Regions from separate parts of the Homo sapiens genome. Here region 1 is linked to region 2. Evidence: chromatin contacts called from ENCODE Hi-C or POLR2A ChIA-PET data. All regions are on one chromosome and are shown on one strand. Each heading gives the region's core, a stretch centred on a gene start or an enhancer-like site at or near the end of the contact. The rest is flanking DNA. Distances are from core to core; before and after follow the strand shown. Region 1 overlaps SH3BP4 (SH3 domain binding protein 4). Region 2 has its middle 29 kb from the start of LINC01891.

Evidence for each region. Hi-C counts contacts between places; a loop is a spot of excess contacts on that map. ChIA-PET counts read pairs that join two places held with the same protein, here RNA polymerase II (POLR2A). Pooled maps may share reads with other maps.
Region 1: a map of PC-9 shows a loop between it and region 2 (8-fold over the local background). The contact joins two enhancer-like sites. A Hi-C loop is called at or near these places in 1 of 168 maps with a recorded cell type or tissue (PC-9) and 2 of 50 pooled maps. POLR2A ChIA-PET finds 5 or more read pairs at or near these places in 1 of 52 experiments (PC-9).

The regions. Positions count from the first base shown.
Region 1 is chr2:234,980,097-234,986,913 of GRCh38, forward strand. The region is part of intron 1 of SH3BP4 (SH3 domain binding protein 4); the gene reads left to right. Among named protein-coding and RNA genes, the nearest start is that of SH3BP4, 31 kb to the left of the region's middle. RefSeq lists enhancers at 242-979, 3,364-4,078, 3,809-4,103, 4,079-4,792. Within about 2 kb of position 3,940, at least 2 of the 41 ENCODE cell types and tissues checked have a DNase peak (open chromatin) inside an H3K27ac peak, as active enhancers do.
Region 2 is chr2:234,422,530-234,429,147 of GRCh38, forward strand. No RefSeq gene overlaps it. Among named protein-coding and RNA genes, the nearest start is that of LINC01891, 29 kb to the right of the region's middle. RefSeq lists enhancers at 4,928-6,127, 5,777-6,348. Within about 2 kb of position 4,147, at least 13 of the 41 ENCODE cell types and tissues checked have a DNase peak (open chromatin) inside an H3K27ac peak, as active enhancers do.

The sequences.
Region 1 (6,817 bases), core at 2,690-5,189, 560 kb after region 2:
TCTGTGTTGATACCTGTAGTTGTAGTTCATCTGTTTTCATTACTATGTGCCTTTCCCCTGTAAGTAGTCCCCCCCTTATCTGCAGGGGATACAGGGCCCCCAGAAGGTGCCTGAAACTTCAGATAGTACCAAACCCTGTATGTACTATTTATTTTTTCCTATGTATACATGCCTATGAGAAAGTTTAGTTTGTAAATTAGGCACACTGAGAGATGAACAATAATGAATAATAAAATAGAACAATTATAGCACTATATTGTAATAAAAGTTGTGTGAATGTGTTTTCTCCCTGCCAGAATATCTTATTGTACTGTAGCACCTGTTTTGGGACCACAGTTGGCCAGGGGTAACTGAAACCATGGAAACTTGGGGTGAGGGGGGACTGCTGTATGTTAATGCCTTAGCTTAATTATTCTTTCTGCTCCTAAAGGACAATAGGTTGTTTACAGCCTTTGCTATCAAAAACCACACTTGCTGTGAAGGTCTTTGTACATGACTTCCAGCTCAGCGTGCAAATGTTTATCTAGGGAGTGCGGCTGGGCCTTGGCTGCCAGTCCAGCTCCACTTCCCACAGCAGCCTTCAGGTTCGCCCAGGCTCCTCCGCATGCTCCCCTCCCTCAATATTGTCCGCCTTTTTTTCACTTGGGGGGATGGTCTGATGGGTGTGAGATGGTATCTGAGTGTTTTTATGTTCTGCCAGAAGCTAATGTTCACTGACCATTCTGATTTCCTCCCATGCGGAAATCCTTTTTGTGGTTTTTGCCCGTTTTTCTTACTGAATTGTAGGAGTGCTTTTCGTTTTTGTTTTTTTGAGACAGGGTCTCACTGTGTCGCCCAGGCTGGAGTGCAGTGGCGCACAAGCTCTGCCCACTGCAACCTCCGCCTCCTGGGTAGCTGGGATTACAGCCTTGTGCCACCATGCCTGGCTAATTGTAGGAGTGCTTTGAATTTTCTGGAAAATAAGCCTCTCTTAGTTACGAGCATTGCAGACACTGCATCCCGGTTTGTCCCTTGCCCTCATGGGCTTTTAAAATCAAATCAGGCACAATTCTGAATTTTTCTGTCCCGGGAGGATAATTTGCAGAATTACACTTTTGCGGCATTCCTAGTCCTGGCCTGTGTGTCCTGGTCTTTGGGTCATGGACTGGTGCCTGTGGACTCGGCCCCTGTTTATCGCTCTTGCTTGATGCTGCCTTCCTGAGGTGGAGACTGCTGGGCTCTGTTCCCGTCTGTGGCTCCCCCTCTAGTCTGGGAGTGCTTTCCTGTTCAGATAGCTCATTCCAACCTCTTAGTCACTTTGGAGAGCCTCGTTCAGTGAGTCAGCACGGGACCTGGAGCTCGGGGACCCCTCACAGCCAGGCCAGTGCACACTTGGAATCTGCAGTTTGTCTTAGGCCCCTGAAGGTGATTGCTTGACCGCAGAGGAATGCACGGGTCTGGGGAGAATTTGCCCAGCGTGTTTAGAAGGAATGCATTCCTGGAGAAAGTTAAAATTAGAAAAAGCTGCTACATTTCCTGCCATTCAGTCGCAGTTGGCTGGTGTTTGTTTGCACAAGGATTCTTTGGTAACAATCTGCAGTCGGTTTCTGGCGGAATGTGAGGTGAAGTCACGACTGACTTTCGGGATGGAGGTGAGCGGTTTCCACAGGGATCTTTGTTGTGGGAGTGACTGCTTTGTTTTCCGAGTTGTTGCAGAATCATACCGGAGTGGAAAAATATTACCGAAACAATCCCTTGTTGATAGTTAGCAAGAAGATTATTTTATTTATTCTAGAAAACAGCTCTTTAGTGGGAAGCAAATATCGTGGAGCGCATCTCTTTGTAAGCTCGGCTGCCATTTTCCCGTCCCCGCCTCCTTCCTGGGTGGCCACCTCTGATGTCGCCTCCTGAGGCTGGGCTTTTTGGGAAACTCCCTCTGACTGGCACAGGCAGTGGGGTCCAGGTTGAGCAAATACAAATGCAGAATACCCGGGTCCATTTGAATATCCGGGGTAATGTACACTAAAACATTATTAGTTGTGCACCTGAAAATTCGATGTAACCGGCTGTTCTGGGTTTTGTCTAGAGACCTCTCCCGGCCCAGCTACACTTTGAAGCCCGCTCTGTCCTGGTCTCTGGTGGTGCCTGGGCCTCTCCCAGCTGAGCGGGGCATCGCTGGCACCAGGTGGGCTATTGGCACCAGTGGGCACACCTGTGGCTTTGCAGGGTTTTGTCCACTTCTGTGTTGGTGCCCTCCGCCTGCTGGTGCTGGGCTGGGGTCGTGTGCCCACTTTATGGAGGCGGAATGGAGAGGCCGGAGGGTTACCAGCCTGTCCAGTAGTGTGCAGCTCGTAAATGGAACTGTTAGTCTATAGGTCTCAAAGCCCAGCAGCTGGAGGGCACAGGAGAAATTAAACCATCTTCTTCCCTGGGGAGCAAAAAAAGATGGTCAGAAACTCACGCACAGGGAGGAAGTGCTGTGGGGCTGAGAGTCTGGGTGGCAGGTGGGCTATCCCCGAGACCTGGGAACACAGGCTGCGGGGAAGCCTCAGTGTGGGGCTTGAGGGAGAGGCAGTTTTTGCACAGGCAGGGAGGGGACCAAGGAGGCATTCCCTAGTCACAGGGGCAGTGGGCAAATGGGAGGAGGTGGGATATGTATAGGGGAGTTTGAGGGTGGGGCCGCTGACCTGGCTGGAGTGACCAGTGGATGCCATGGAGTCTGTCCACGTGGGGTAGGGCAAACTGCAGAGAACCCCGAAATGGGGCAGGGAAGCCTGGCTCCAAGGGAGGAAGAGGCAGGAAGGAGCAGGCACCCTGTGCTCTTGAGCCGGGGATAATACAATGATGATGAGGCAGTGGGGCTGTAAATTTGGTGGAGAGATGCAGCTGAGACCAGCGGGGAGGTGGTGGATCGGTGGACCTGAGACCAAACTGCCGATTACAGGTGCTTGGGAAGCTTCCTTTTCTGTTCAGGCAGCAGGTGCTATTGATGCAGCTGCTGCTGAGCACTAGTGCAGGCCTAGGGGCTGGGTGGGGATACAGAAGTGAGCAGGACAGGTGGGTTCCTGCCCGCAGGCCATACAGGCCAACTTGCGAAACACCCGGGTGCCAATTACCCAGGGCACTCCACACAGCCCGTTCAAGGTGCTTCTTGTTTTTGTCCCCAGATTTGTGCTTGAGAAGCTCTGAGTTCCCGTCTGTCCACCTGCATTGGCATATGGGTACTCTATAAATCATCCATCCATTCAAACATTGGCTGACTGCACCTGCTATGTTCCAGGTTGTTCCTGGTGAACAGGACAAAGTCCTTGCATTCATGGAGCCTGTTCTGGTGGGAGAAAAAGGAGAGAAGTAAATGACAGATACAAGAATGTCAAGAGCGGTGGACGAGACCAGGGGAGGGAGTGGGCAGCAATGGTGTGCTTGTGTTTTTGATACGGTGTGGTCGGCTGAGTAATCCCTTCCACAAAAAACATATTTCTATCCTAATGCTCAGAACCTGTAGGTGTTACCTTATTTGGCAAAAGGGACTTTGCAGGTGTGATTCATTGAAGGCTCTTGAGATGGTGAGATACCCTGGATTACCCAGATGGACCCTAAATGTTATCACGGGTCTTTTAAGAGGGAAATGGAGATCTTACCACAGCAGGAGGCCCTGGAATGGTGGGAGCAGAGACTGGAGTCCCGAGCTTTGAAGATGGTGGAGGGGCCCTGAGCCAGGAATCCAGGCAGCCACGGGATGCAGGAAAGGGCAGGGCCACAGAAGCAGCTCACCCCCTCGGAGCCTCCAGAAGGCACTGGCCCTGTCGTCAGCCCAGTGGGCCTGGTTTCAGATTTCCAGCCTCCAGAACTGTTGGAGAGTCAATGTGTGTTTTAAGCCACTAAGTTTGTGGTAGTTTGTTACAACATCGATAGGAAAGTCACGCAGGGTTCTGCGGCTTTGAGGGAGTTACGTTTGAGCAGAGCCATCTGAGGTTGGGGCTGGGCTTCCCTGCTGACACGTGGGCTGGGGCCACAGAGCCTGAACCAGGATCCAGGCCTAGCTAAGGGTCAGGAATCCCTGCTCTGGCAGTTGTCCTCAGCCTGGAAGTGACCCACAGGGCATATACACGTGTATGAGTTTTCGTTTGTTTGTTTGTTTGGTGCGGGGCAGGGTCTCATTCTGTCTCCAGGCTGGAGTGCAGTGGTGCAATCATGGCTCACTGCAACCTCGACCTCTGGGCTCAAGTGATCCTCCCACCCCAGCCTCCTGAGTAGCTGGGACTGCAGGCACACATCACCATGCCTGGCTAATTTTTTTTTTTTTAACTTTTTGTAGAGACGAAGTCTTGCTGTATTGCCCGGGCTGGTCTCAAACTCCTGGGCTCAAGCAATCCCCCTGCTTTGGCTGTCCAAGGTGTAGAAATTACAGGCATGAGCCACTAAGCCCTGTCCTTTTCAGTGTAAAAATGTCAGATGAGGAATCAATCCCCTTTGCTGAGTATAAGTGTATCTTATTAACAGAAGAAAATATTTGCTTGGCTTTCTAAATTGGGAATTTCTAACAATCCGTAACAGCCCACTGGCTTTGACCAGAACCGACTGAGTGCTCAGGACCAGAACCGACCGAGTCCTCAGTTACATCACTCAGCTGAGTGCCTGTGTCGTGGACAGAAAACCCAGTGGTCTAGCACCATTTACCATCTGTCCTGGTTTACAACCCCTGAAAGCAGAGCCTGAGACAAGGACTTGGGTGCTGATGTTTTCGGGGAGATGACTGGTCCCAGCAGTCCATCCAAATAGAAGAGGGTGAGAAGAGGGAAGAGGAAAAGCTAATCGGGGGTCAGCTACTGAGCTAGTGGCCACTGTTAACCAACTATTAGGGCTCCATCATGCTGGAGACGCATTTGAGGAGCCATGAGACTATGCCCTAGAATTGTCTTTCTGGAGGCCAGGAGGCGGGGGCGTCGACCCCAGGGCAGCCCTGGGGGCTATATGTCTGCAGCGCATCCTCCATCCTGCAGGCTGACCCGGGCTTGGGGCTGTGGTGTGCTGGGATAGCGGAGCACCTGCAGATCACACCCCCTATTTGGAGAATATCTTGACAGCGCAGCAACAGAGTAGTGAGTGTACAAAGATCTACTATAGCTGGCCTTCACTTCCACGAAGTCCTCACTTTGTGGCTGTCCCCTGGGAGTCATAAGAAAGGCACATAGTTTAGCTCCATCCACCAAGATTTGAGTCACCTGCCAACATCTGCCTTAATGACTTCACAGACAGTCATTGTGGCGGAAGCTGTTTAGAAGAATATGGGAGAAAGTCAAAAGTGTGCGTGAATGAAGGGGAATGAAGTGGGAAAACGCATCTCACCTGCATACACATTTTTGACTCTTGTGCACAAGCATTTTTGACCCTCTGTGCACAGCTGTTTTTGACACTTGTGCATAAGCATTTTAGACCCAATGCACACAGTCGTTTTTCACTCTCTGTGCACAGGTGTTTTTGACCTTCTGTGTGCAGGCATTTTGACTCTCCGCGCACAGGTATTTTTGACCCTCTGCGCACAGATATTTTTGACCCTCTGCGCACAGGTGTTTTGACTGTCTGTTTGTAGCATCCTCCCTTGATGTATGTTCGGGTGAAGCAGCCCTCGATGCACACCTATGAGCTCAGGGACTGTGCGCAGGTGAACCAGCCTGTGACACACGCCTACGAGCTCAAGGAGCACGGTGCAGGTGAACCAGCCTGTGACACACGCCTACGAGCTCAAGGAGCATGATGCAGGTGAACCAGCCCTGGATACACGCCTATGAGCTCAGGGTCCATGTGCAGGTGAACCAGCCCTCGACACACACCTACGAGAACAGGGACCATGTGCAGGTGAACCAGCCCTTGATATACATCTATGAGCGCAGAGACCACAGTGCAGGTGAACCAGCCTCTGACACTCATCTACGAGAATAGGGTCCACGTGCAGGTGTACCAGCCCTTGATATACACCTATGAGCTCAGGGTCCATGTGCAGGTGAACCAGCCCTTGACACAAACCTATGAGCTCAGGGTCCATGTGCAGGTGAACCAGCCCTCCACTCACACCTATGAGCACAGAGACCATGGTGCAGGCGTTATCTCTCTTATTCATGAGGAGGCCCAGTCATTCCCTCCCTACCCTGAGTTGAGGAGGAAGGATAAGACTTAACTGTGGTCCCAGCATTTAGTGGCAGAGCCAGGATTTGAGTCCATATTTAAATAAGGTCCAAGTCTTCAACATACTGATGTTTCCCAGATATTTTCAGCCTCCTAAAGGTTTATTAGGGGGACAAAACTCTTTCAAGACTCCGTCACAAACATTCGTAGTCTGATTCAGGCAGGAATGTTAACTTCTACTTTCAAAGACTTGTGATTTTATAACCTGCCATGGGAAAAGGAAATGCAGGATTGGAGCCTGGTCTGGAATCTTACACCCTCACTTGTCCACGTCCTGTCTTACTGCAGCCTGTGTGGTCTTGGGATTGTTCTGTTTGTGTTTGTCGTTACTCTGCATATCATGGCTGGTGGCTTTGGGTTAGGATCCCAGCTTTTCACTTCCTGATCTCGGGTGAGTCTTTGAAACCTGGTCAGCCTCAGTTCTCTTATCTGCTAAATGATGGCATGATGATACCTGTCTGGCCTACCTCATAGGGTTGTGAAAAGCGACCGAGAGGCCAGATGGGAAAGTATGTTATCAACTAGGATACATTATGCTAATGATTTTATTTTTTTTTTTTTTGATGAAGTTTCACTCTTGTTGTCCAGGCTGGAGTGCAATGGCTCAATCTTGGCTTGCTGCAACCTCAGCCCCCCAAGTAGCTGGGATTAC
Region 2 (6,618 bases), core at 2,897-5,396:
CATAGGACACTCAGGTATGCTTCCCTGAGCTTCATGGAGCATGGTTCCCTGAGCTCACTCCTGCAAAGGCCACGCCTATTCATGAATGTTGACATTAACCAGAAGGTAGGGACTGTATATGTGAATTGAGCTTAAATCTGAGCTGAGGAATTCTATGACAAGTAACTTCAAACACGTCACTGAGTTTGAGTTTACCATAATGCATAAGACTATTTCTAAAACTTGTAATTGCTTCTGTTTATTTACAGAGTTTGATGCATATTTGAGCATTTATTTACTTATTCAAAATTCAAAAAGTTCCAAGAAGTATAAAAATGGCTGAACAGTGGCAAGAATTTTAGAAACCATAGAAAAAAACCCGACATTATTAGGGAACAAAACAAATAGACTAGGAGATAAAAATGAAGTTTTGTGTTGCAGAAGCTGGCAGGGATCCCCAGTGAGAGAAAAGAGGTATCAGGATGAGGAGAATGATAACCACAGCCTCATCACATAGGAGAGCGGCTGCTTCCGTCAACAGGGTGTGTGCTCACAGCTTCAGGTCTGCACCGCACAGCATGATGCTGAGACAGGAGGTCAGCACGTCACATAATTACAACTATATTCTTGTAGATGGCAGGATAATGGCATCCCCCCACCCTGCCCCCAAAAGATGTCCATGTCCTAATTTCAGGAACCTATGAATGTGTTATATGACATGGTAAAGAATTAAGTTTGTAGCTGGAATTAGGGTTGTCAATCAGTTGACCTTAAAATAGGGAAATCACCTGGGTTATGCAGGTGTACCATCACTAGGGCCCTTAAATGCGGAAGGAGGCAGAAGAGACAGGTGGGCGGGCGCGGTGACTCACACCTGTAATCCCAGCACTTTGGGAGGCTGAGGTGGAGGATTGTTTGAGTCCAGCAGTTTGAGACCAGCCTGGGCAAGATAGTAAGACTTTGACTCTACAAAAATAAAAAACTAACCAGGCATGGTGGTGCATGTCTGGGGTCCCAGCTACTCAGAAGGCCGAAGTAGGAGGATCACTTGGGCCCAGGGGGGTTGAGGTTGCAGTGAGCCATGCCACAATTTTGTCTGCACTGCAGCCTGTAGTGCAGAGCGAGACCCTGTCCCCATCCCCCACCAAAAAATAATAATAATAATAGACAGGTCGATGAGATGTGACAAAATATCAACCCTCTGTTAAGGCCACCAAAAATAAAAAATATTAAAAGGACACACAGCCCTGCCAACACCTTGATTTTAGCTCATGCCAGACTTCTGACCTTCAGAACTCTAAGATAATAAATTTGGTTTGTTTTAAGCACCACATTTGTGGTAATTTGCTACAGCAGCAATAGAAAACTGATACAATTATATTAATAATTTTAAAGACGGCATATTTTGCCAGGTAGAGTGAATCATCATTTTGAATGACTTTGAATCCAGAAGAAAATTTATGTAAGGAAAGGGCTTAATTGAAAACTAAAACATGAAAGTTCTTGGTGGCTGTGAAGGTTTTTCCTAGGACTGGAAATCCCCTGGGCTCCCCTCACACTTTGAAGTCAACCTAATTGGAGGGCCATGCCTCGATCCTTTCGGGAGATAGGTGTCCCTGTTAGAGTCTTCAGGTGTATGTTATACTTCAGGTGTCTGCAATTACCTTACCCAGGCCTATAAGCTCCTTGAGAACAGGGAACGTATTTGTCTAATTTTCAGGACCAAATGCAACATCCAGCCTCTAATTGGGGCTTAATAGGTATTTGTTGAATAAATATTTCCAGTGTCATTGATGCAATATTCTGACAAGTAGAAAGATCAAAGCTGGGAAGACGGGGGCTGGGGTGGAAGGAAAATAAATGACGTTTTGATTTTTTAAAGGAACAAAACTTTAGATAAGGCCAGTTTCAAATCATCTTGGCTTTGTTGTGTTTTCATCTCTCCAGAATTGGACTTCTGTGCTCAATTCAATGAAAACACTCAGAGCACAGATTGGGATCACGGACTTATTTTCAAAGCATGTTCCCACACATATTAACAATTGCTCAAAATTAACTGTAGCATCTGTTTAAAGTTGAATCAAATTGAATTCTCTATTTATAAAAATGGAGTTTACATAAGAGAATGGAAACCATGTACAGACATTTAGCATGACACTTCTGCTTACACCATTTCAACAAATAAAAAGAAATTATTGTTCTGGGAGAAATACACATTCCAAATCTTTGTAAAATGAAACCCTTCAAAATTAGGAAATGGAACAACTCTTTTTTTTTTTTTTTTTGAGACAGTCTTGCTTAGTCATGTTGCTCAGTGCAATGGCGCGATCTCGGCTCACTGCAACCTCTGCCTCCCGGGTTCAAGCGATTCTCCTGCCTCAGCCTCCTGAGTAGCTGGGATTACAGGCACCTGCCATCATGCCCAGCTAATTTTTGTATTTTTGTAGAGATGGGTTTCACCATGTTGGCCAGGCTCATCTTGACCTCAGGTGATCTGCCTGCCTCGGCTTCCCAAAGTGCTGGGATGACAGGCGTGAACCACCGCACCCCACCAGAAATGGAACAACTCTTAATGAGTGACATGAGCTACCAGATAAAGGAACACTATATAAATTTCAGGGTCCAGGGTCCTAGAAGTGCCTGGAGCTGAGCCCCTGCTCCCCAAGTCTGTACACATGCACCCTGGGTGCTCAAGCCACAGGCCCTGTTGTAATGGGAAGAGAGAATTCCCTCTTGCAGGAAAGCGGGCTACAAAGATGAAGGGTGGTGGGTGGCAAGAGAGGCCCGGACACACCCTGGGCCCAAGCCTCACTGGTAATGGTTGGAGGGTGGTGGGAAAAGCCATAGGAGATTCTGGGGGAGGTCACAGGGATGGGGGTGAGAGCGAGCTAAGTGGTAGCCAGTGGCGGGGCCCCTGGTGGTTGGGTTTTATTGGGAATGAGGCCGGGCAGGGAGTGACTATAAGACCCAGCTGGTCGTGGCAGAGGTGGGAAGGGAATTTAGGGAACTTGCTCTCTTGGCTTCATGTCTGGGGACACAGCACGGGTGAGGCTGGTGGGTGGGTTGACCTGCTGGTGGTCCCTTCAGACCCCTGTCCCAGTTAGTCCCTGGGGACCCGTCCCTTTGGACCTGACTCCTTGGGGTTGAGTTTCCCCTTTCACCTGGCCAGGATTTAGCATCTTCTTCTGGAGGAATGAGGAGGTTTGGGTGACCTGCCTCTTCCTCTTTCACCTGGCCAGGCTTTAGCATCTTCATCTGGAGGAACAAGGAGGTTTGGGTGACCTGCCTAGTGCCAGGGCAGGACGACTGCCACCCTGAGTCATGTTCTGCTGGTGTCTTTCAATTAGGCAGGAAAGCTCACTTCACAAGGAGCTTCTGTGTCACTGGAGTTATATGGAAATGAGGACATCAACGCAGCCCTCAGGGGCATGCGGGAAGAAGCAGAGGATGGGCCAGAGAGGGTCCTCCCTACCCTCCTCCCAGGTTTGGCCCTCTAGGCCACTCTACCCACTGCATACAGGGATGGGTGTGGTGCCCAGTTCCTCACCCTCTGGGACATAGAACTCCACCTACCCACAAAACCCACTTCCTCAGAAGCGTTAGGGCTGCCTCGGTGCCCTAACTGCAGGTGTGCAGGGCGGGGCTGAGGAAGAGGCAGTTAGGGCTGAACCCAGCAGGAGGGAAGCAAGCTCGCCCAGCTCTAGGTTTCTTGTGAACCCTCAGGACCTGCCTTTGGAGGCAGGTCCTGAGACTGCTGGAAGAAATGAAAATGATGACGATTACAAAGATGAAGGGAGAGAGTGTTAATGAATCACAGATCTTCCTTCCCCTATCAGGTCACCTTGTGTCAGTTTAACAATGACCACCCCCCCCCCAAAAAAAAAAAGCCACACACACACACACTGAGAAGGGAAACACTTTGTTTTTCTGCACTGTCTGAGCTCCATCAGATAATGGAACTGCTGAGCTCTCTGTTCTGCCACTCCACATTGATGGATTTCATGGCAGAGTAACACTTTGGAAATGAAAGTTTCTCTTCTACTTCCTAAGTGAGGGAGACCCAGAATCCAAGAAAGGATCCTTGGCTCAGGAAATCATCTGCCATCGGTGGCCAGGGGCAGCTGGAGCGTCAACATCTAACCTGTGGGAAGATGTACCCTCTGCAATAGGCCCCTCTGCCCCATCCCCAGAAGTCCCCAAAAGTTTCCAGGAGTGTCAACAGATGGGGGAGGGATCAGCCACTCTCACCCTCTGAACTGTGAGGGTTTCTCTTCCCATTTCTCTAGGAAGCAGTGGCCATGTTGTTGCCCAAAGCAGATGTCAAAAGAGAAACTTAGAAGAGGCTTCTGAGACTAGCAACCCTCCCACTCAGGATGGAACCAAATTCAGGGAGCACGTCTCCCCACACAGCTGAAATTAATGCAGAGGTGAACGCCTTCTCCCTCGGAAGCAGAGCAAGAATGATTCTTGATTACACTGAGCCTATGGAACAGCCCCCACTGTTCAAGAGCCAAGATTAGTGTGAAGCACCTCTCAATCATTTAAGATTTGATTGTTTAACATGAGGCTGGGTGGGTTCGTCTCAGTGCTGATGTCAACAATCGACCCCATCGTCCACATGGCTCCCTGGGTTGCACCATGAGCCAGCCACTGCTGCTTCTGGGTGCCAGGCTGTCCGGCAAATCCTCTGACCCCCGTCTCTCCCTTCTAGATTTTTCTGAGCTGCCACTTCCTCTCACCCTCCAGGCAGGCAGAGCCTGAAACCCCCTCTCTCAGAAAGGGTTGCATCAAACTCATTTGATGCACACAAATTCACCGAGGGAGAATCCTTTGACAAGCAGGCTCTGGGGCCCTGGGGCTGGGGCTTGAGAGCCTGGGTCTCTAACACACCCAGCAGTTGCTGATGGCGGGGCCAGAGCTGGAGTGGCCAAGGTTTTAGAGCAGTACTTATGGTGGGTCTCTCTCTAGCTGGGCCATCCTTGAGGCCATCCTCTTCATTTCAGATCAGTTTGCCCCCTCCCCATTTCTCAAAGCTGCTTACTGTTTGCTGGAAGGGAAGGCTGGACTCCTCCACCCCACCTTCCACCCCCACCTTCCTTTCCCCTCCGCCCCACACCCGTTTCTCTGCTCCCTAGTCTGTTTCCTGTACAACTTTAGGACATGGCCTTCATTCATGTTACCTTTCTGTTGTTGTTTTTTTATGAGCTTTAGTTAAGATAACTAATTGCTGCAGACAAAACCAGCTCAAAACAATTTAATCCACACTTTGAGAGAGGGAGAAAGAAATGCACTCTGCAGAGGAATCTGAAGAATGTAGAGAACCATCCAATCAACGACTATTCCAAGCATTTCCCTGAGAATGCAAACTTCCACCCACCTCAAGCCCTCCAGGAACTTGCCATTTTCACCACATCACTATGCAGCGTCACACCAGGAAGTACCCAGAAAACTTCGCACGATCCTCCGGAAGCCTCACCCCTTATCGGTGACCACCCTTCTGCTATATCCAGTCTTTTTCTCAGCATAAGTGTTTTACATACTTGATATCAGAGTGTAATTTAAAATCTATTTCTTGACTTTTTTACTTAATAAGTTTTTAACTGTCACTAAAAATTCCTGAAAAAATGTTGTATAACTCTTTCCGTTATTTACTTAATCATTTCCCTATTGTTGGAGACATAGAATCCAATTTAGGATTTGTTTTGTGGAAGGTTTCTTTGTTGCTGTTTTTTGAGACGGAGTCTCGCTCCGTCACCCAAGCTGGAGTGCAGTGGCGCAATCTCGGCTCACTGCAATCTCTGCCTCCCGGGTTCAAGCGATTCTCCTGCCTCAGCCTCCCAAGTAGCTGGGATTACAGGCGCCCACCACCACTCCCGGCTAATTTTTGTAATTTTAGTACAAACAGGGTTTCGCCATGTTGGCCAGGCTGGTCTTGAACTCCTGAACTCAGGTGATCCGCCCGCCTTGGCCTCCTAAAGTGCTGGGATTACAGGCGTGAGCACCGTGCCTGACCTGTTTTGTGGAACTTTTGAAAGCACAGAGAGGCATGCTCACATCTCATGGACACCACCCGAGTTAGATTAACTTCCTTTCAAACTGGAAGTAGAAGGAGACCATGTTTTCATTTGCCCACTCACTCACTCAGCAAATTTCACAGCATATTCCCCGTGTGCCAGGTATTCAGGGAAAGCCCGTTGTCCGTCTGAAGTCTATTAAGAGGTTAAATAGTCATCAGTCCACTTCAAGCTGGTCGATCGCCTTTGAGCATGGGAGGTAAGAGCTAACTTTGCAGTAAACCGCTCAACACAGAAACCAGCAAGGGCTTCCACATGCAGCCCCGTTCCTGGAGCAACAAATCACAACATCCGTCACTGTAGACTCTGGCCTGACACAGATGGTCCCCACATTCTTGAAGGCAAGGACTAAGAAAGAGTGGGTCAGGGTCCGTTTGGAAATTATTTTCAGGAAGCTGGCCCTCTGAGGCCAAATGGTGGGAGGTGGAGGGGACTAGACTTGGGCGGGAAGAAACATCCTCATCCATCCTCATCCTTATGGAAACCTGTGTCCCAGTTCCCTGTCTGCATCTTCAGGTGCCTCTGGTACAAGTCTATGTGGATGCCTGCCTCAAACTCATCACAC